Regions from separate parts of the Homo sapiens genome. Here region 2 is linked to region 1. A link is a loop called in an ENCODE intact Hi-C map of the cell type or tissue named here. Cell type or tissue: K562. All regions are shown on one strand. Links, peaks and the distances in the headings refer to the core of each region. The heading gives the core; the rest is flanking DNA.

The links. A loop is a pair of places that touch in the nucleus more often than their neighbours do. Peaks named below come from ENCODE experiments on the same cell type or tissue, not always from the same donor. Only the 100,000 strongest peaks of a DNase experiment are listed, where the experiment ranks them.
Region 2: a loop joins it to region 1, with 2.6 times the contacts of the local background. A loop is called at or near these places in 1 of 110 quality-filtered maps.

The regions. Positions count from the first base shown.
Region 1 is chr1:246,105,064-246,115,722 of GRCh38, reverse strand. The region is part of intron 5 of SMYD3 (SET and MYND domain containing 3); the gene reads left to right. SMYD3-AS1 (SMYD3 antisense RNA 1) reads right to left here and starts at 7,097. Exons shown (of 4, transcript NR_183265.1): 1 at 7,006-7,097; 2 at 5,830-5,941; 3 at 4,194-4,392; 4 at 1,854-2,034. RefSeq lists a silencer at 3,822-4,116 and enhancers at 4,671-5,170, 5,171-5,672. In K562, for the core only: no CTCF peak of the experiment used is centred there; DNase peaks (open chromatin) are centred at 1,922, 3,932, 4,982 and 9,192.
Region 2 is chr1:246,027,683-246,038,341 of GRCh38, reverse strand. All of the region lies in intron 5 of SMYD3 (SET and MYND domain containing 3), which reads left to right. Among named protein-coding and RNA genes, the nearest start is that of SMYD3-AS1, 76 kb to the left of the region's middle. In K562, for the core only: no CTCF peak of the experiment used is centred there; no DNase peak of the experiment used is centred there.

The DNA of each region.
Region 1 (10,659 bases), core at 1,215-9,214:
GATTTCTTCAAGAAATGTTTTTCTTTTCTGTCATCAGTGACCTCATCTATGACACTGGGGACAACTGTCCAGTGAAAATGCACTGCCGTCCAGTGAAACCATGCTGCTTTTTCCCTGCACGTGTATTTGTCCTCTTGAAGCTGCGACTTTTGACTGAATGCCAGATGTTGTTATTTTATCTTTTTGGGTACTAGCTATTTTTGTATCCCTCAAATTATTCTTGAGCTTTTTTTCCCCCTGTAACACAGTGAAGTTATTTGGAAACAGTTTTATTTAGTGTGTGTAGGGGAAGGGGTCTTGCTTTTAATCTTTCTTAGGTGGGACCAGAGCAGTATTTAGTGTAGGGCAAGTCACTGAGGCAAGGCTCTTTGGGTCTTCTATTCAATACCCCTTGAACCTTGAGGTTTTCTACTCTGGTTGATGGGAGCAGGCAGTATTCGTGGTCTTATTTGAGCACCTGCTACTGTTACCTCTAACTCTTTCAGCTGGTCCTGTCCCAGCTTCAGGCAGTATGTTCATGTGCATGGGCTGATTAGTACTCCGTGGAATATTTAAGGCTGACCTTCTGCAGATTTGTTGATTTCTCTCCCTGTACACTTCTTTCCTCTCTGGTATTCTGTCCTGTAAACTCTAGCCTTTTTTGGTCTCCCTATACTCTCAACTTTGTCACCTTAACTCAGGGCCTCCTTCAGGCTCCGCCTGGCTTCTACTTGTTGTGAGCGTGACTGGCTAAGGCTGGCTTCACGGGAAGTAAATAATTTACTGAAACAGGTGCGAGTTAAAACCAAGTTTAGGCCGGGTGCGGAGGCTCACGCCTGTAATCCTAGTACTTTGGGAGGCCGAGGTGGGCAGATCACGAGGTCAAGAGATCGAGACCAGCCTGGCCAACATGGTGAAACCCCGTCTCTACTAAAAATACAAAAATGAGCCGGGCGTGGTGGCGGGCGCCTGTAATCCCAAGCTCCTCGGGAAACGGAGGCACAAGATTTGCTTGAACCTGGTAGGCAGAGGTTGCAGTGAGCCGAGATCACACCACAGCACTCCAGCCTGGCGACAGAGTGAAACTTCATCTCGAAACAACAACAACAAAAACGAGAACAAGTTTATTAGCGGGAAGCAATGGCCGGCACAGCAGAGAAGAGGCTGTCTGCCAAGAGGCAGGGGCTGAAAGGAAGTTTTCTAGGGCCATGCTGGAGGGGTTATGTGCAGAGAGGATTGTGCTGCTGGGGTATATGCAGAGCAAGGTATTTGGGAACAGGATGTTGTACAAGCAGGTTGTTTGTGATTAGCTGTCTCTCAGAACAATTGTTCTCCCCCATCGGGGGCTGGCCTCTTCCTTGTTGGTGCTAACTTACCTTGTCAGGACTCCACACCACCTACCTTCATTGTGGTCTGGAAGCTTTCTTAATAAATTGGGGCAGTCCTTTTGTTTATTTCCCAGTCTCTCAGTGATTGCTGCCTTTGTTCAGTATCATGAAAAACCACTGGATGTTGGTGTTACACATGGATGGGAAGGTAAATCCAATTTCCATGATTACATCCTGGCTGGACACGGAAATGTCTCTCTATAAATTCTTAAAACTGTCCCCTGTCAGAGCCCATCTGAAATTAGTGCTTTTCTCTCCTCCTGATAATGGGGTTCTATTAGTGCTGAAAATCTAAGTTGTAGGCTTCACTATGAAAAACTGCACAGCCTCCCCAAGAAATATCATCACCAGTCTGCCTGGTGGTCTTCTCTTTCTTTCGCGGATTCCTAAATAGGTTTACAGGGAGTGCTGAGAGGATCGTCACACTTAGGCCTACTGAGGGTGACTCGGCACAGAATGGGAAGTCTGCAGAAGAGTAGAGTGAGGTGGTCATTTCTCAGCAGATATGTTTATTGTTACCCACACTCTTTTTCTAAAAGATTCGAGGAGTATGAGATATTTATGTATTTATTTCTGAAGTCTGCCTGTGTTCCAGTCATGACCATTCAGATGCTGAGATACAGGATAAGCAGGAAGCAGATGTTTCTGTCCACAGGAACCTCCCTGTCTGTGGGAGAAACAAATGCTGTGTAAATAGAAAGTGATAATACGACGTGATAAACTACGGCTTTCCCATTCAAGGACTTTAGAAGATACTCTCTTTTCCTCCTTGTACCATTTTAACAAAAGCAGCACAGCACTATACCGATGCCTTTTTATACTTTGCGTTACTTGGTGAAAATGAAGTTCTCTATTTTATCTGTCAGCAAACATCTAAGAGCAAAAATTATTTGAAACCTTTGTTCTTACCAAGACTAACTTTATCTTCATGTGGCACATTTTAGTAATTTACCTAGTTTGTAGCCATCTAACTAGAATTTGCTGATTGTTTATGTATTTCTTCAGATTGCTGATAGATTTTATTCTAATAAGCGAAAAGCAATTCTAAGCCTTGATCCTTAAAAGGTATATTTCCCTTGGCAGCAATTCTAGTGGAAACAATGGGTAGTCTCTTTTTATTAAATTTTATTTATTTATTTATTTATTTATTTATTTATTTATTTATTTATTTTTTGAGACAGAGTCTTACTCTGTTGCCCAGGCTGGAGGGCAGTGGCGTGATCTCGGCTCACTGCAAGCTCCGCCTCCTGGGTTCAAGCGATTCTCCTGCCTCAGCCTCCTGAGTATCTGAGATTACAGGCTCATACCACCACACCTGGCTAACTTTTTTGTATTTTTAGTAGAGTTGGGGTTTCACCATGTTGGCCAGGCTGGTCTCGAACTCCTGGCCTCATGATCCGCCTGCCACAGCCTCCCAAAGTGCTGGGATTACAGGCGTGAGCCACTGTGCCCCGCCTAAATTTATTCTATTTGTATGAAATAACTCTAAAAATTTGGTCTTCATTAGTGTTTTTACTTATACTTCAAGATGCTGAATTATTTCTGTGTAAATATATTGGCATTTCTGTTCTATAAGACAGCATTAAATGAAATAGTTTCGTTTCTTTTCCAAGTATATTTTTAAAAGTACATTAGTGTAGCCTATTTTTTATTTTTTTGCTTTGTCTTTTGATAGTGAAACAAAATACTACTATTCTAAGCTTGGGTTTTCAAAATACACATTATTCACGGTGTAAATTCTGCAGTAGCCTTGTATTGTAGCATATGAAGGAGGAAAAATTGGATCCATTTAGCTCTGATCCCTTTTTTGTTAGCAATTTATGTGTATAACCAACAGATTTCTCCTTAAGAAAACCTCATTATTAAGCTAACTTAGGGAAATTTAGTAAAGAAATGATTTGGAGGAAAGCAAATAAAGTAATCCAAATATACAATAATTATACCAAAATTTTAACATCGATTTATAAGAATATCTTACCACTTTTAAATTTCTTCCAAAATTGACAGATACTGATTTTTTTCATTAACTGTCAGTGGAAATCCTATGGGAGACAGCTCAAATTTTGACAGCTTCAAGAAAATGGATGGCTTCTCCTTCTGTGTGGTAATTGATCTTACCTTTTGAAGAATTAGCTCATAAGTATAGATTTGGAGAGAGTTACAATATGCAATACAGCCTTCCTCTTTTGAAAATAAGTCAGTCATTCTGTGAACTGAAGACTTCAGCATGAAGAAGGTTGCTCTGAAGGGCAGAGTATATAATATTATTTGGTTGCGACTTTTGCTAGCTTGGTGGCTCTTGAGAAATCTTTAGTGAACTTGCCAGTTTCATGTTTGTAGGGGGTATGCATCTATCCAGGATAATCATCCCCCATTGAAAAACTAACCTTTTCAAGGTTAAGTATAATGTGAAACAAATAATATTGCTCCAGAATGAATTTCTGTGCAGTTTGTATGAATTAACAGCTGGCTAATAAGAAGCTCTTGAAGTCTATCATAAGCAAGGTCTTGTATTAGCCATAGACTGAGCAGACCTATTGCTGCCTCTACCGTTTACCTCACATGGTGAAGTAGTCTGGGAAAAAGCAGTGTCACTGTTCCACTCCAGATAGCTGTCATTATGGTATTACATAAACTAGCAGACTGCTGTGGGACGCAAAGGGGATGTGCACCGTTTTGGTTATTTGAGGGGACTTTGGCATGCCCTTGTAGGAGCCCAGAAGGAAGGATCATACAGTTTAGTCTTAAGCTGTGCAAAAACATGACCACATGAATGAAACCAGTCTTCCTGAGGCCAGAGGGCTTATAAAGAGGAAAGATACACACCTTGAGTAGACTTCTTTTTGAGCAAGGATATCCAGAAGTAGAGTGTTAAGGCAAAGCAAAAGATTCTTTAGACTGCACTCAAGTCTGTCTTTATAGGCATTTCTTGCTTGTGTAGCATGGAAAGGACCACTGCTTGCTCAGTGTGGCTTTTTTTTCTGCTATGCTGGACCATGTAAGTAGCCATTGAGATAATTTATTCCTGAGTCAAAATAAGAGGGCATTAAATTTAGTAGAACTGAAGTTGGCACTGGCTAGACTGATTACTATGATGGGATCCCTTGGAGAGCATCACTGGTGAAAGCACCTGGATTCTATTTAGAAAAACTTAAGTATGTAAGTTGCCTTCTTTGGGGGATGAAACTTATAATGAACTATTGTAGAGGGTATGAAAGCCCACGGCATGTTTCTATCATATACTATATATATATATGCTATACTAAGATGTTATGCATGGGTCAGGGTCCTTGGTAAGGCTCACCTGTCATTTCTTATGTAGTTTATATTTGTTTCTCTTTGCGCAAGGATTTGGTGAGTTATCTTATGGACAATGAAAGGAGAAATGTCCTAATGCAGAGTTCGCTCCTAAGTTTAAATGAGAAATATCTAAAATCCTAAACCATGAACATGGTTCATGGTTTAGAACCCTTAAAATGGAATTACAGTACTTTTAAATTGGTAGGTGTAAGGAACATGGCTGCACTGCAGCCAGGCAGGATGGGCTGAGGTAAACATCCCGGGTGACTCAGCAAGTCTGTAGCGCAGGCGCGCAACTCCATGTGTAATATAAACAGCTATGTAGCCATAACATGGGAGGGCCATCACTTGGCTCTTTGCCACTGTTGTCTTTAAAAGGTATAATTGCCCTGGTGACACTGTGCAGGCGTGCTTGCACCCAAAGAAAGAGAGAGAGCACCAGATCTGTCTGTCTTGCAGCGGGGAGCCAGGACACAGCTCAGCTTGCTTGCGCTCAGAGGGAAAGAGTTAAGCTGTTGACCCCAAAGGGAGAGAGAGCCAGCAGAGATCTGTGCTTGGGAGTGGCTGGAACAAGCAGCCGAGACACACAGTGTAAGAGAGCTGCTGAATAAAATTGTATTTCACCTACCCGTAGCCCCCTGAGTGTTCTTTCAGCTGTCTGCCATTCATCTACCCACTCCCTTCCGGCCTCAGCATGGGCTGGAACCTGACCCTGGACCTAACAATGGGGATCTTAGGGACTTAAGAGATCATCTAAATGAACTCTTTACAGATGAAGAGACTGAATCCCCAATGGTTAAATGACTTGTCTAAGTCCACACATCTAGTTAGACGCTGAGCCAAGACAGAACCTGATTTCTGGTTTCTAGATGTGCACCCCTTACTCAGTGGCATGTACTGTAATTCACAGTTTCCATTCACTTGTTGCCAAGGTCTGCCACTTCCGAGAGTTTCACAGTTTTGGTGTAAGTGTACATTGCCAAATGAGAAATAGCTTGGAAATATAACTGAAGAGACATTATCTGTTGTGACTGCAGCTGAAGCACCAACTTTTAACCAGTATTAGCACTGCTTATTTCAGCTCCTATCCTTATCTCAAATAATTCTGCCTTCCTATAACACATGATGGGGACCCCTGGGAGCCGCCAAAAAGGACACTTACTCTGAGGTCTTGCCCAGGTCTCTGCTTCTTCCTCCTTGTTCCCAGATGGCAAACGGACATCCTCATAGTAAGACTGGGCTGCTTTCCACCTGCGCAGCCCCATGGTAAGCACCTGCAGCTCCAGAGGGAATTTATTTTAGTAAAACAAACAAACCTGGAGACCAGGAGATCAATTATCAGTAGTTTGGTAATAATTGAAAACTAGGTCAGAGGCTTCTATTCCTTTTTCCATGAGAGCTGGATATGTGAGGTTGTTCTTGATGAAAGCTGAATTTTTAAATGCAGGTTAATGGCTTTCTTGGAAGCCAGCAAGCAATTAAGGTTTTCTCATCCATGCAGAAATTACAGCTGCAGGGGGCAATTTTTAAAAATTCCTTTGGATTCTTAGAACATACTATATTTATTTATTTTCCCTTAAATTCTGACCTTAAGCTTAAAAATAAGTTTGTTAATACTAACGTTGTTTTCCCTTGAGCTAGCTTTGAACCTCAAATGAATTGCAAACTGCGAAGTGACTGCTGTAGGGCTACTCTTCAGTAAGCTGGTCCAGTTATATGGTAATGAATCCATTTATAAAAAAAATTGTATGTGAGCTGTTTCCAAGGCTATTATAGTATTTCTTTATCAGACTATACATAATTTTACGTTTGTAACATGGTACAGTTCCAACTGAATAGGCAGTAATTTTCTTTATTAGAGTTGCATTTTAGAGTGGTTCATTCATCAGATTTTTATCAAATATATTCTTCGTGTCATTCATTGTGATAGGTTCTGGAATATGATTAAGAAATGGTCCCTGAACTCCAGGGGCTCACAGTCTAGGAAGAAAAAAGACAAATAAAATTATACCAATATAATGAATGCAGTTCCATGGCATATGAAGAGTGTTATAGAAACACAGAGCAAAGATGTAACCCTACCTAGTGTCAAAGAAGACTACACAGAAGATGGTGCATTAGAAGGAAGAGAAAGAATTGGCTGCACCAACAGGAGGAGGGGAAAGGACCTTCTGAGAAAGAGAAGAGTGTGTGCAAAGCAGTGGAGGCCTCAGGGAGGATGGTGGTCTGCTAATACTGAGTTTAGTGTGGTTGTCTTTGTCTTACGTTGCTTGCAGGGAATAAAGCTAGTATTTGCTTTGCTAGCTGGACTGAGCTGGGCTATACTAAGTTGTCTGACCTTTATCCCGTACACAACAGGAACTACAGGAGGTTTTCAAGAAAGGGAGTGAAGTCAGATTCATAGTTGAGAAAAACATTCTAGTAACTAAGTGGTGAATAGAATGAAGAATGGGAGCACTGATTGGAAAGCATTTATAATAGACGGTGGAGGGCAAGTTTTAGGAAGCAGGCAGTGATTGTGATGTCAGAATCAATTTGTATGATATTTAAATAGTCCACCCGGAACTCAGTAAAGCAAAGATTGTTGAAGAGGGTGAGCTTGAGAGACTGGATGGATGTTGATAACATTAATTGTGTGAGGGTGTGATCTCTTTGCTGAGATTTTAAGTACGGTAATTTTCTGATGTGATACCTGTATTCATAGCGTAACCTGTGACCCTATTTGGATAGCCCTTATGCCTCTGTATTATGATTGTCAGTCACTTCCCTGAACTATAAACTTCTTGAGGTCAGAGATAAGTTTTAGTGGTTCTTGTTCCACAGCCTCTGACACAGGGCTTAGTTATGTAATAGGTGCTTGGTAGATTTTGGATGTTTAGACGTGGATGCATCAGCCATCTACTTAAGAATTCCTCTTTCGAATTCTTCCTTTGCACAAGAAGACCTTTGTTTCTTAACCCAAAGAAGACGAGCTCTGTAAGTCCGTTATAATTTTCATTTTATGGCCAAGTTTCTCTGGACTTTCATTTTCCAGAAACTACCTATCTTAGATTTTGCTCTTTCCTTAGTGACAACTCAGTAAAGTTCCTATTGTTCAGAGATTACATGATGAAGTAGATATATACATGTGTGTTTTTTCTTCTTTAAGTTTGGCTATTTGAACCTGTGGCTCTGTGGTGTAAACAGTAATTCCTTTCCAGATTTATTTATTTGGAAGTTTTTGGGTCTTTAAAAATTACTCCTGTGTTTCTGGTCTTGAGTTAAATCCACTTATAATTGCCCTAGGGGTTCCCATGGCATCAGCACAGCTGGAGGTCTGGTGGGCTTTTGTAAATGGCATTTGGAAGAGTGATTCATTTGCCAAAGCATTAGCAATCTTTTGTATTGTTTCCATGTGGTTTTTGTCTAAAGAGACAAGTGCTGGGATTTTATTTATTTAATAAACTTTGTTTGAATGAGCTAATTTCCCCACTGTCCAGAATTACTAAGGGAAGACCTGAGCATTTATTTCAAGGACTTATTCTATCCATTCCTTGCTTCAGTGGGGAGCAGTCACTTCTGTAGCCACCAACTACCTGATAGTCTAGTCTTTTCTGTGATTAAATTATAAAAATAATCTCTTTGTGAACTTGTCTGCTTTTGGTATAAGGTCGCATATTTAAAGAGCAATCTGTGATGAGATATGTTGGCTTCATTTTCTGTTTGTTTTCTAAAGAAAGGAAAAATAGATACATTTCCATTTCAAAATTCTTTTTTTTTTTCTTTTTTTGCGATGGAATCTTGCTCTGTCACCCAGGCTGGAGTGCAGTGGCGCAATCTCGGCTCACTGCAAGCTCCGCCTCCCAGGTTCACACCATTCTCCTGCCTCAACCTCCCGAGTAGCTGGGACTACAGGCGCCTGCCACCACGCCTGGCTAATTTTTTGTATTTTTAGTAGAGACGGGGTTTCACCGTGGTCTCGATCTCCTGACCTTGTGATCCGCCCGCCTCAGCCTCCCAAAGTGCTGGGATTACAGGCGTGAGCCACCGTGCCCGGCCTTCAAAATTCTTTTTAAGAGCCTATTATATGCCCAACTCTTGTATTACTTTCTCTTTTTTCACGTTCACACCAACCCTACTTGAGAGCTGTTTTTCTCCTCACTTTGCTGTTGAGAACAGTGTTTCGGAGAGTTTAAGGAATCTATACAAGTCCCTTAGTAGTTCATATCAGAGGTTGTTTTACACCCAGGTTTTCTGTCATAAGACAGAAGCTTTGAAACTGCCTCCATTGTCCCCATGGCTCCACATAGGCCAGAGGGCTTCCAGATGCTGATAACATTGATGAAGAGGGAAGGTCAGAGACTAGACCTCAGTTGGAAGCTGTGGCAGTTGTGCTGTGAAAACCCACCAGAGGGAAGAGACGTTTCAATTCTTCTTTCATAACCACGGAAATCCTAAGTGACTTGTGGCACCTCGGTATATTAGGACTTCTCATTTCAGAAAGTTAATGGTCTTCTCTCCTCTCTGTCAGTGTGATGTATGTAACCACTGATTAGCTGACTCATTTGTTCAGTTGGCAGATACAGAGGCGATCAGTTTACTCGCCTTGCTGTTTAAAAATCATGATAATTTTGCACTCCCTTTGAGAAATGGGTAAGTTCAGAAATCAGTTTTGGGACTATCTTTATTTAACTAAGGCATAAGTGACTGCACCTTCAGCAAATTTAATTCCTGGCTTCAGACTGCAGTAATCTTAAATGAGACATTTTGTTGTATGCTTATAACCTCAGGGATTTTATCTGCTGCCGTCGTGGTCTTTTGAGGAGGATTCTCCTGTTGCAAAGGATGTCTACAATGTAATGAATGGCAAGAAGTATCAGGAGTATTTTGAGTGCTTAAACCCATCCGAGGTTTATTAATTTTCCGGATATGGGTTAACATGGTTCCATGAATAGGCACAAGGCCTAGAGAGTAGGATTAGGAAGGTTTCCAGGGATTCTGAACTCATGTCAAGCAAAACTGGCATGCTGGGCAGCTAAGTCAACTGAATAGGGAAAAGACTTTGAAAGTGCTTTATCTCACTGCATAATGTTTGTCAATTTCATTCAATTAATTTACAGCTGCAGGGCTCATGAGGCTGAAATTAAAGTTTTGTAAAGTTTCGATAAGGAGGCAGCCAAACAAGTTTGATTAGCAGTGGATGTTTTGGAAATGAGTTGGCAGCCATGCAAAAATAGAGGGTTTGAATTTCAGGAGGCACGTTGGCATGGCAGTGCCCATTTGATTAACCGTGGAAAGCCCATTACTTTCCACCTGGCATTTCGGGCATTTCTTTTCTCTGTGTGTCTTCTCTGAGGTAACCTCTAACATTGGAATAAACATCTTTTTAGTTAAGTCTCATCAGCCCATTGTTCTTAGTCTGTTTTATTAGCAATAAATCCGTTGTCTGTGTTATTCTTTCTACAGCCATACAACATGCTCTTTAGTCTTTCTTTCCAAATTGTAGACATTTCAGTAAGGTGTTTCTCCCTCTGCAGGTTGGGGCAGCACAGGGCCTTTCACTTGGAGTTCAGGAGTTGAGTTGTATGAGTTGTGGCTGAAGGGTCACAGACAAGGGGGCACAGCACCTTTTCACATAATATTTAGCAGGCTAGAGTCTGTACAATAACATTGATCATTGTTCATTTTTAGTGCTTTTTTTTTGGTGAAATAAAACATGACCCTAATCCTCAACAGGAAAATTTCATCCTCCTAAACGGGATTTGGTGCTGACAAAGATTCTTTGCTTTTCTAAACTTTAGTCAGGTTCCTGAACTCTGTCCCCACCAGGGCCCATCTGTGCATTTTAGCAAGGACCCTGCTAAGTCAATTTAGCCAGAACCCCAGTCCTTCATATCTGATCAGTCTCAGTGTCTGATCGGCTTCCTCATCCCCCATCGGGTGATGTGTCATCATCTTGGCCTGTCTTTGGCAAGAATCCTGTTAGGATGGTGTGGCCAGAATGTCCTCTTAC
Region 2 (10,659 bases), core at 1,161-9,160, 77 kb after region 1:
GGTCTGACTAGCTTAAGGTACAGTCTTTCCTCTTTGAGTTTCCTGTGGTTTTACTAACTCTTTGCTTTCCCTCTGACATAAAAACTAGAAGCCATAAATTACGGATAAATTCCACTACGTAAAATAAGAGATCTTTAAAACTCTGCATGGCAAAGCCACTATAAGACAAGTAAAAAACTAAACTGGGAGAAAAATAGTTGCAGCTTATATCTCAGAGAAAAGATAATTTCCCTAATGCTGGGGTTGGGAACTACAGCCCAAGGCCCATATCTGGCCTGCTGCCTGTTTTTATCAATCAAGTTTTATTAGAACACAGCCACACTCATTTGTTTGCATATTGTTTGTGGCTGCTTTCACCCTATGGTGGCAGAATTGAATAGCTGCAACAGGGACCTTATGGTCCACAAAACCAACAGTATTTATTATCTGGCACTTCACAGAAAAGTTTGCCAACTCTTGCTCTGATGAATAAGGAGTTGCTACAACTACAAATCAATATGAAAAGACCAACAAACCAGTAGAAAAATAGGCAGGAGATATGTTTGTTAGTGTCTCAGGAAAACAAAGCAATAGCAAACAGGTTTCTCCACAAATGCTTCTTCTCCCCAAATGGGGCAACTTACAGAGGTGAGGGCAGGATTTTGGGGACAAAAAGGGAATGACATTGTGACGCTCGGAGACCTGCAAATGTGGGAAGCTATTACTATCCCTGGGATTGAAGGCAGGGACAAAGAGAGAGAACGGCATTGCCGGAGCAGGAAAGATGGGTCATCCGAAGAAGGCTGTGATCATGGAGGATGTAGCCACTGTGAGAAATATGTCCTTGAAGCAGGATGGAAATGGGAAAGATATCTCTCCTTCCACCTGCTAACCTCCTGCTAGTGCCTCCCAGAAGTTATCAGAGGAGGGAGTCCAGGTGATGCTGTCCTCAGGGGTGAGCTTCCTATGACACAGATGAAAAGCTCCTCAGCTCATTCATAATAAGAGCAGTGCAAATGAATATGATACTGAAATGTCACTTTTAACCTATCAGATTGGCAAACAGCAGAATGTTAACACCTTGTATTGGCAAGGGTATAGGGAAACAGGTACTATATAGATACAGATATGTATATATGAAGGTAATATCTTTCAAAATTATAAATTCATATATCCTTTGACTCAGCAATTACATTTATAGGAATTTAGCTAATACATGATACTTTAGCTAATACATGAAATGACCTATGTGTAAGGTTATTTATTGCAACCTTGTTTGTAATAGGAATACAATGGAGATAACCTAAATGTCTATCTGTAGGGAACTGGTTATATAAATTATGCTACATCCATTCAAGGGAATTCTCTGAAGCCATAAAAAACGATGAGGAAGCTCTTTGTGTCCTCATATGAAATCAACGCTCAGTTATGCCATTAAGAGTACAGAGAATTTGTCTCAGCTTTGGCTTTCATAACTAAATGATGATAATAAAATAAAAGGCGAGGCGTGGTGGCTCATGCCTATAATCCCAGCACTTTGGGAGGCCGAGGCGGGCGGATCACGAGGTCAGGAGATTGAGACCATCCTGGCTAAGATGGTGAAACCCCATCTCTACTAAAAGTACAAAAAAAAAAAAAAAAATTAGCCGGGCTTAGTGGCAGGCGCCTGTAGTCCCAGCTACTCAGGAGGCTGAGGCAGGAGAATGGCGTAAACCCGGGAGGTGGAGCTTGCAGTGAGCCGAGATCGCACCACTGCACTCCAGCCTGGGCAACAAAGCGAGACTCCGTCTCAAAAAAACAAAACAAAACAAAAAAAAAAAAAAGAGAGAAAGAAGAGTACAGAGAAAATAAAATAGGATGTGTAGTTTATGGTTATTTGTGTAAAAAATGAAGAAAAGGAAGATATAAAGCATGTTCTTGTGTATGTATAAAATAACATCCCAAGAAATGATGAAATTGGATGCCTCTGGAGAAGGAGACTGCGGGGGTGGATGGGGGGATGGTCATCCTGTTGTGTCTTTTGAATACTGATTAAAATAAGTTTAAAATCTCCTTAAGGGCCAGGTAAACAGCTTTCATCTGAAAATTTGAGAAACATCTCAAAATTCTAGTCCCTGCCTGTGGCTTTCAATAATTATCAGATAAGATCTGAAAAGCTGATTGGCAAATCCAATGTGAAATGATAACTTGAAGGACTTCCAGGAGGAAGCCCTGTCTCCTCTTCAACCCAATTTTAACCTTGGCCTGTTGGTATAAGTCCCAGGTACTGTTTCTTAAATTTTTTTCTTCAACATACTTAAAATCAATGACACTGTATATTTTTTAAATGCTCCGTCATTTGCACTTTCAACTGGTTCTGGCTGCTCCCATCTGTTGGTTCGATTTATTGAAAGTTTTGTAGGTGTGTCATCCCTCCTTGTCACTTAAGACAGGTACATGCTTTAGTTGTTTAGAGCTGCATCTTTAGAATATTTATTTTGATGTGGAGAAAATGGTGGATTATCAACAAGTAAACACCTGGACAATCAGAGGATCAAAATAAAAGACAAATCTGGATTTATAAGTCTCTCTCTTTTATTATTTTTTTTCTGGGCAAGATTTGCCTGAAGTGGAAAGAGTTGAATATGGATGAGCGCATGTTGCAGACTGATTTTCAGCCGTAATTGCTTTGCAGCAGGAAAATAGGCAAAGAAAGGAGATTGGGAATATAGGCAATCAAAGACGAGGTTCTCACACCTGCCAGATACCATGTGTAGCATACAGGCATCCGCAGAGAAATGGAAATTCTCTTATCCTGTGACAAGATGTTCCAATTAATGCGATTCGGATACATCTGTCTGCCCGTAGCTCACCTCGTGAAACGACAGTCCCGTCCTGCTGCTGGAGTCAGTCAAAAGGCTCATTTTGTGAGTGGCACAGCAGTCATCCTGGGAACTGTGCCGCGGGGCTGTGACCCTCCTTCCTTTCGGTTTACTTCAACTCAGAAACTTCCTTTCCGTTTATTTCAACTACAGGGAACATCCTAGCTGGAAGGCTTGCAGCAAGATGGCATTGAGATCATAAACGCCATTCTGAAAGCATATGTTCTTCAGACACGTGGCTGTGGAATGGGGGTTGACATGGCAAATTGCCAGGTTTTGATTGCTGAAACAAAGATATGTTTACTATATTAATTTTGGCATGAAAAAGAGTTGGACAGTGTATGGATCCTTTCAGGCCTTAACTTAGAATTGAGTTTAAACAGGGCCTCCTGGGTGATTTTATCTCCTGAGGCAGTGACCTGGAAGGGTAGGGTCAGGTGGGAGGCTGGGGAGACGTTTGCTGTGCCACAGGCTTTCCTCCTAATTTTATTTTTGAGGCCGGAACACTATGACGCTTCATACTGTCTGCATATATTGGGGGAGGAAGGTGTCTGTGTGTCTGTATTTTCTCTTATAAAGTATACTTATAAAGTAGCCAGGAGCTTCATACAAGCGAATTTGTGCGGCAGGGATCTGGCAGCAGGGGATGGAGAACTCTGGGAAAGGTGGGATTACATTGCAGCGTCGGCAAAGTACTAAGGATTGCCGCGGTCCTCCAGAAGGCCAAGGTCGTGCGTCTGCCATCAGTTCTTCACGCAGTCCGACAGTGCTGTGTGGAGCCAGCAGCCCCCAATTCCCTTATTTGCCCCAGCCTTGCTCACCTCTCACCTCCCTCTTCTGCACTCATTTGCCCCCAGCCATGCTCACCTCCACCTCTTCTGCAGATTTTTTGCACTGATGGTCTGTTCTCCACTTGTTCTCTGAGTCTTCATATATGAGACTTTTCCTGTCTTAACTAGCTGTGAACTCTTGAGCACATGAAACCAAGCTTTATTCTTTTCATGTTCTTTCTTCATTGTCTGTAAAAGAGCATGCCAATTAATTTTTGGCCTTGATTCATCTTTTTTGACTGTGACTCTTAACCAACTGGATCATAATCCCCTACAACCTGCTCCACTGGTCATATTTTTTGATGGAAGAAATTAGTTGGCACCTGAGTTGTACAGTTTTGCTGTAGGAATGTGGATGAATGTTATTTAGCGTGAAATAATACTTCCTCAAAGTTCAGATTCATAGGGAAAAAAAGGCTAAATGTTCCAAAAAGTGTGTATGTTATGATCAGACCCTTTCATGGAGTTACGTCTTCATTTGATCCACAAATAAAAATCTACTAGGATGCATTCTGTCTATGTACAACTTCTTAGAGGAAAGAAATTAACATTTAATGAGCTTCTGTTATTGCCAAGAACTGTCTGTGCTAGGCAATTTTTCATATACGTAATAATTTTTAAATTATTGCTCAATTCTATATATTTAATCTTTGCAGTGATATTCTGAAATATGATTATTTTAATTTCTTTGAAGTAAACCTTTTATTTTTGAGATAATTATAGATTCATATACAGTTGTAAGATAGAACACAGAGAGGACTTTGTAACCTTTATCTAGTTTCCTCAGATGGCAACATCTTGCAAAACTGTAAAACTATCACAACCAGAACACTGACATTTAAAAAAATTTTTAATTTATTTTTTAATTAATTAATTAATTTTTTTGAGGCAGAGTCTCACTCTGTTGCCCAGGCTGGAGTGCGGTAGCGTGATCTTGGCTCACTGCAACTTCCACCTCCTGGGTTCAAGCGATTCTCGTGCCTCAGCCTCACGAGTAGGTGAGATTACAGGCACGCGCCACCACGCCTGGCTAATTTTTGTATTTTTAATGGAGATGGGGTTTCACCATGGTTGGCCAGGCTGGTCTTGAACTCCTGACCTCACGTGATCCGCCTGCCTCGGCCTCCCAAAGTGCTGGGATTACAGGTGTGAGCCAGCACCCGGCCAGAACATTGATGTTTTGACATTTGATATGGTCAAGAAACAGGGCATTTCTATCACCACAAGAATTCCTCACGTTGCCCTTTTATAGATACATTCACTTTCCTTACATCCCAACCGCTCTTTAACCTGTAGAGCTACTAATCTGTACTCCATTTCTCTAATGTTGCCATTTCAAGAAAGTTGTATAAATAGAAAATGCAGTGTGTAACCTTCTGGGTTTTTTTTTCACTTAGGATAATAACTCTCCAGAGATTTATCCAGGTTGTTGCCCTTATCCCTAGTTTTTTTTTTATTACCAATTAGTATTCCATGGTGTGGATGGACCACAGTTTAACCTTTCACCCTTTGAAGGACATCTGTGTTGCTTCCAGTTTTTTATTACTATAAATAAAGTTGCTGTAAACATTCATGCACTGGTTTTATGGGAACATGGTTTTTCATGTCTTTGGGATAAATGCTCAGGAATGCAAATTGCTCGGTTGTATGCTAGTTGCATATTTAGCAGGTTTAGCTTGCAACTTGCAGCGATCCCTAAAGCATTCATGATTATCATTCTTATTATATACATTTGAGGAAATTAAAGCCTAGAGTAGTTAGTTCACATACCCAAAATTACATAACTAGTTAAGTAGTGGAGCCAGTACTTGAACCCATGTCTGCCTGAACTCTCCAAATCTACATCTTTTCCAGTGAGGACTCTGCTAAAGTATATAACCTTTTACATGTATCAGTGTTTGGAATGGAAACTAACGGTTCTGTTTTCACCTGACCTTGAATCACTAAAAATGAGAAGATGATTTCATAGTCACAATATTGTATCTGATTTTTTTCCTCAAAAGAGCAGAAAGCAAATATGAGTACAGAAGACACCAAAGTTCATGGTAGAAATTATCAAATTAGGATTCCTAGCATTTGAATGCGAGGGAATGGAGCTTTATGATCCCATCTTTGGTGAGAGGTTGTTGCTCAGTGAATCAAGGGCAGAGCCAGGACTCGGATATGAGCTCTCCATCCCGTTCTGTCTGGCTGCCATCTGTCTCTCCTTCAGTGCTAGGGCAGGCAGCTCATGGCTGGTAATGCTCAGAAATGCAGATACTATCAATTATTGGTGTGTTAGCGGCAAATATGTGGGTAGAGGAGGGGGAGAGTGAGAGATTCCCAGGTGTTAGGTGACCTGATCATGACAGGTACTGAAACTCTGAGGCCATTTATGGTTATGAGATGCACTGTGGGGAATTGCAGCCCCTTCCTGTAATCTACAGGGTTATTTCTGGGTGACATTTTGACAGGAAGATGTCCTGTGGGAAAAGACTGCTAACTCAGTTTGCCTGCCCAACAGTTAATTATTAATACTTCATGGCTGAAAGTGGAGTAATGTTCCTTGTATGCCTTTTATGGAGTTCTTGGTATTTTGTTTATTCTTTTTTTCTGATAAAAAGGAGAAGGTTTTATTAAGCAGTTTGAGAAAATTACAGCCACAAAATTGCACGTTGCTTCGAGGGTGTAAGGGTCGTTTCAACGTAACTTTAGAGTCTCTGTAATTTATGCTGCTACAGGAAATATCCCTTCTGTCTCAGAGATTTTAAACAAAGGCAGGGTGGTTATCACTCTGCTTTCTACAGCCTAAATATTGTTTCTGAATTAAAATGGCTGATTTCAATTTAGTCTCTGCAGACTACAATAAAGCTAGAATGAAACCAACCTAATTTTATCTTCATAGCAGTAAAACCCTTTGAAATCAGCTTCTTCACTAACTTTTTTTTTTTTTTTCGAGACAAAGTCTCGCTCTGTCGCCCAGGCTGGAGTGCAGTGGCGCGATCTCTGCTCACTGCATCCTCCGCCTCCCTGGTTCAAGCGATTCTCCTGCCTCAGCCTCCCGAGTAGCTGGGACTACAGGCGCCCGCCACCACGCCTGGCTAATTTTTTATATTTTTAGTAGAGATGGGGTTTCACCACGTTAGCCAGGATGGTTTTGATCTCCTGACTTCGTGATCTGCCTGCCTCGGCCTCCCAGAGTGCTGGGATTATAGCCGTGAGCCACTGCGCCTGGCCCCATAACTTCTTTTTAATCTGAAATAATTTTTATTTCCAGGGATCAATGTTATTTCTATTGTAATAATGGATTTTGCCAGTTAATACTTCATTTGGTTTCTGACCTTGATATTTAATATATATTTAATACCTAAATAAGATTCCAGAAGTTGGTCTGAATAAACCCATAATCCTTCTTTGCTTGACAACTAGTTTGCTACCAAGATCATTTAGTATGATTTATTATAATGATTATCGTATCAATGGTCCTTTCTTTATGTGATTTCCTATGAAAACCCTGTATAATAGTGTCATAAAACATTGCTAGAAACATACAGATAAAAGGTCTAGTCTATAGCCCTCACTTTATGTATAAGCAAGTTCCTTACCTGGCAGGTGATTCCATACTAAGTTTGTCTGGGAATAAGAAGCTTGTAATACATCAGTGATTTTTTCAAACAGTGTTTTGGGGAAGCAGCCCTGTCCTCTCCCTACAAGCACAGGCATGCTTGTGCACCCCCACTAAACACGTCCACATGCCTTGCCTTGATTTCATGAGATCACTGTTACTGGGGGATTCTATTTTGGGATTTACGTAACATTGTTTGATGTAAGCGTTCCACTGCAAAAAAAAGTTTGAAAACTGTAGTCAAGAGGCTTAATAAGGCTTTTTAGGGCTCTGACATCAATGATACATAGTAAATAACGTAATTTGTGTGCGGGTTTGTATTTATGATCTATGTGACAGGTGTGGCGATGGTGCAACTCCTTTTTTCCTTTTTAGTTGACACATAATAATTGTACACATTTATGGGATACAGAGTGATATTTTCATATGTGTATATAATATGTAATGATCAAATCAGAGTGATCACTATACCATCACCTCAAATATTTATTTGTGTTGTGAACATTAAAAAATACTCTCCTCTAACTTTTTGAAAAATATAATACAGTTGAGCATATTCAGCGTACAATGCTGCAGAACACGCAAACTCCATCCTCTCTATGTAACTGTAATTTTGTATCCATCAAACAACCTCCCTCCCATTCTTCCATTTCCCAGCCTCCAATACCCACAAGTTCTACTTTGATGAGCACAAAACAACATCTTTTTTGCTCCCACATAAGAGCCAGAATATGTGATATCTGTTTTTCTGTGCTTGACATATTTCACTTAACATAATGTCCTTCGGGCTCATTCCTGTTGCTGCAAATGACAGGATTCCATTCTTTTCTATGGCTGAATAGTACTCCATCATGTCTGTATCTATGTTTTCTTTATCCATTAATGCTTCATGCGTGAAAGTAGAGTGGTGTTACTTGTATGTCTTTTATGGAGTTAAATATCCACTGATGGATATTTAGGTTGATTCAGTATCTTAGCTATTGTGAATAGTGCTGCAATACGCATTGGGGGTGTGCGTATCCCTTTGATTTCCTTTCTTTTGTAAAAAAAAAAAAAAAAAAGAAAGAAAGAAAGGAAACCCAGTGCTGGGATTGCTGGATCCTATGGTAGTTCTCTTTTAGTTTTTTTGTGGAAATGCTGTGCTCTTTTCTACAGTGGCTGTACCTATTTGCATTCCCACCAACAGTGTGTGAGTTCCCTTTTCTCTGCATTTTCACCAGCATGTTATCTTTTCTTTTTTTGATAACAGCCATCCTAACTGTGGTAAGATGATATTTCATTGTGGTTTTGATTCGTATTTCCCTGGTGATTAGTGATGTTGAACATTTTTTCATATATTTGCTGGCCATTTGCATATTTTCTTTTTCTTTTTCTTTCTTTTTTTTTTTTTTTTTCTGAGACAGAGTCTCACTCTGTCAGCCAGGCTGGAGTGCAGTGGTAGGATCTTGGCTCACTGCAACCTCTGTCTCCCGGGCTCAAGCAATTCTCCTGCTTCAGCCTCCTGGGTAGCTGGGATTACAGGCGTGTGTCACCACGCCTGGCTAATTTTTTGTATTTTTAGTAGAGATGGGGTTTCACCATTTTGGCCAGGCTGGTCTGAACTCCTGACCTCAGGTGATCTGCCCGCCTCTGTCTCCCAAGGTGCTGGGATTACAGGCATGAGCCACCGTGCCTGGCCTGCATATTTTCTTTTGAGACATTTCTATTCATATCATTTGCCCACTTTTTAACTGGATTATATTTTGGATATTAATTCCTTGCTGAACATGTAATTTGCAAATATTTATTGCTACAGATTGTCTCTTCAGTCTCTTGATTGTTTTCTTTGCTGTACAGAAACCTTTTAGTTTAATATAGTGCCATTTGTCTATTTTTGTTGGCTGTACTTTTGAGGTCTTAGCCATAAAATATTTGCCTAGACCAATGTCCTGAAGTGTTTTCTTCTAGTAGTTTTATAGTTTTGGGTCCTATGTTCAAATCTTTAATTCATTTTGAGTTTACTTTTGTATACAGTGATAATGGTCTCCTTTCACTCTTCTGCTTTGGATATGGAATCTTCCCAACACCATTTATTGAACAGGGTGTCTTTTCCTCAGTCTGTTTTCTTGACACATTTTACAATTGGTTGGCTGTAAATATGTGAATTTATCTCTAGGTTCTCTATTCTATGCTAATGGTTTGTGTGTTTGTTTTTATACCAGTACCATATGGTTTTGGTTCCTATAGCTTTGTAGCATATTTTGAAGTCAGGTAGTGTGATACTTCCTGTTTTGTTATTTTTGCTCATTATTGCTTTGGCTATTCATGGTCTTTTGTGTTTCCATACAAATTTTAGGATTTAAAAAAATATTTCTGTGAAACATGTGGTTTGGTATTTTGACAGGTATTACATTACATCTGTAGATTGCTTTGGGTAGCATGGTCATCTTAACAATATTAATTCTTCCAATTTATAAGCATGGGACATCTCCATTTGTTTGTATTCTCTTCAGTTTCTACCATCAGTGTTTCATAGTTGTCCTTCTAGAGTTCTCTCTCCTCCTTCAATAAATTTATTGTTAGATACTTTATTTATGTTTTTGTAGCTGTTGTAAGTGGAATTGCTTTTCTAATTTCTTTTTTCACTACTTCGTTATTGATGTATAGTTTTGTATATTGATTTTGTATCTTGCAACTTTACTGAATTCATTTATCAGTTCAAAGAGTTTTTTGGTGGAGTCTTTAGATTTTTCTGTATATAGGATTATGTCATTCACAAAGAGGGACAATTTGACTTCCTTTTTTCCAATTTGGATGCCCTTTGTTTCTTTCTCTTGCCTGGTTGCTCTGACTAGGACTTCCACTACTCATTATTGATTTTTTCAGGTTTTCTCCTTCTTCCTAATTCAATTTTGGTAGGTTGTGTATGTCTAGGATTTATTTCCTTTAGGTTTTTCAGTTTGTCAGCATTGTCAAGATTGTTGTTCGTAACAGTCTCTAATGATCCTTTGTATTTCTGTGGTATCAGTTGTAATGCCTTGTTTTTCATTTCTGATTACTTTCTTCACTGAAGATTTGACCCCCTCAAAGTCATCCATGAGGATTGGAATCAACCTTCCAAACTCTTGTTAATGTTGATATTTTGATCTCCTTCTATGAAGTATGAGTGTTCCTAATGGTGTCTGGAATAGTGAATCCTTTCCAGAAGGTTTTCAATTTACTGTCCCCAGATCCATCAGAAGAATCAATATTGATGGCAGCTATAGCCTTACAAAATGTATTTCTTAAATAATAAGACTTGAAAGTTGAATTACTCCTTGATCCATGGGCTGAAGACTAGATTTTGTGTTAGTAGGCAAGAAAACAGCATTCGTCTTCTTGTACATCTCCATCGGAGCTCTTGGAT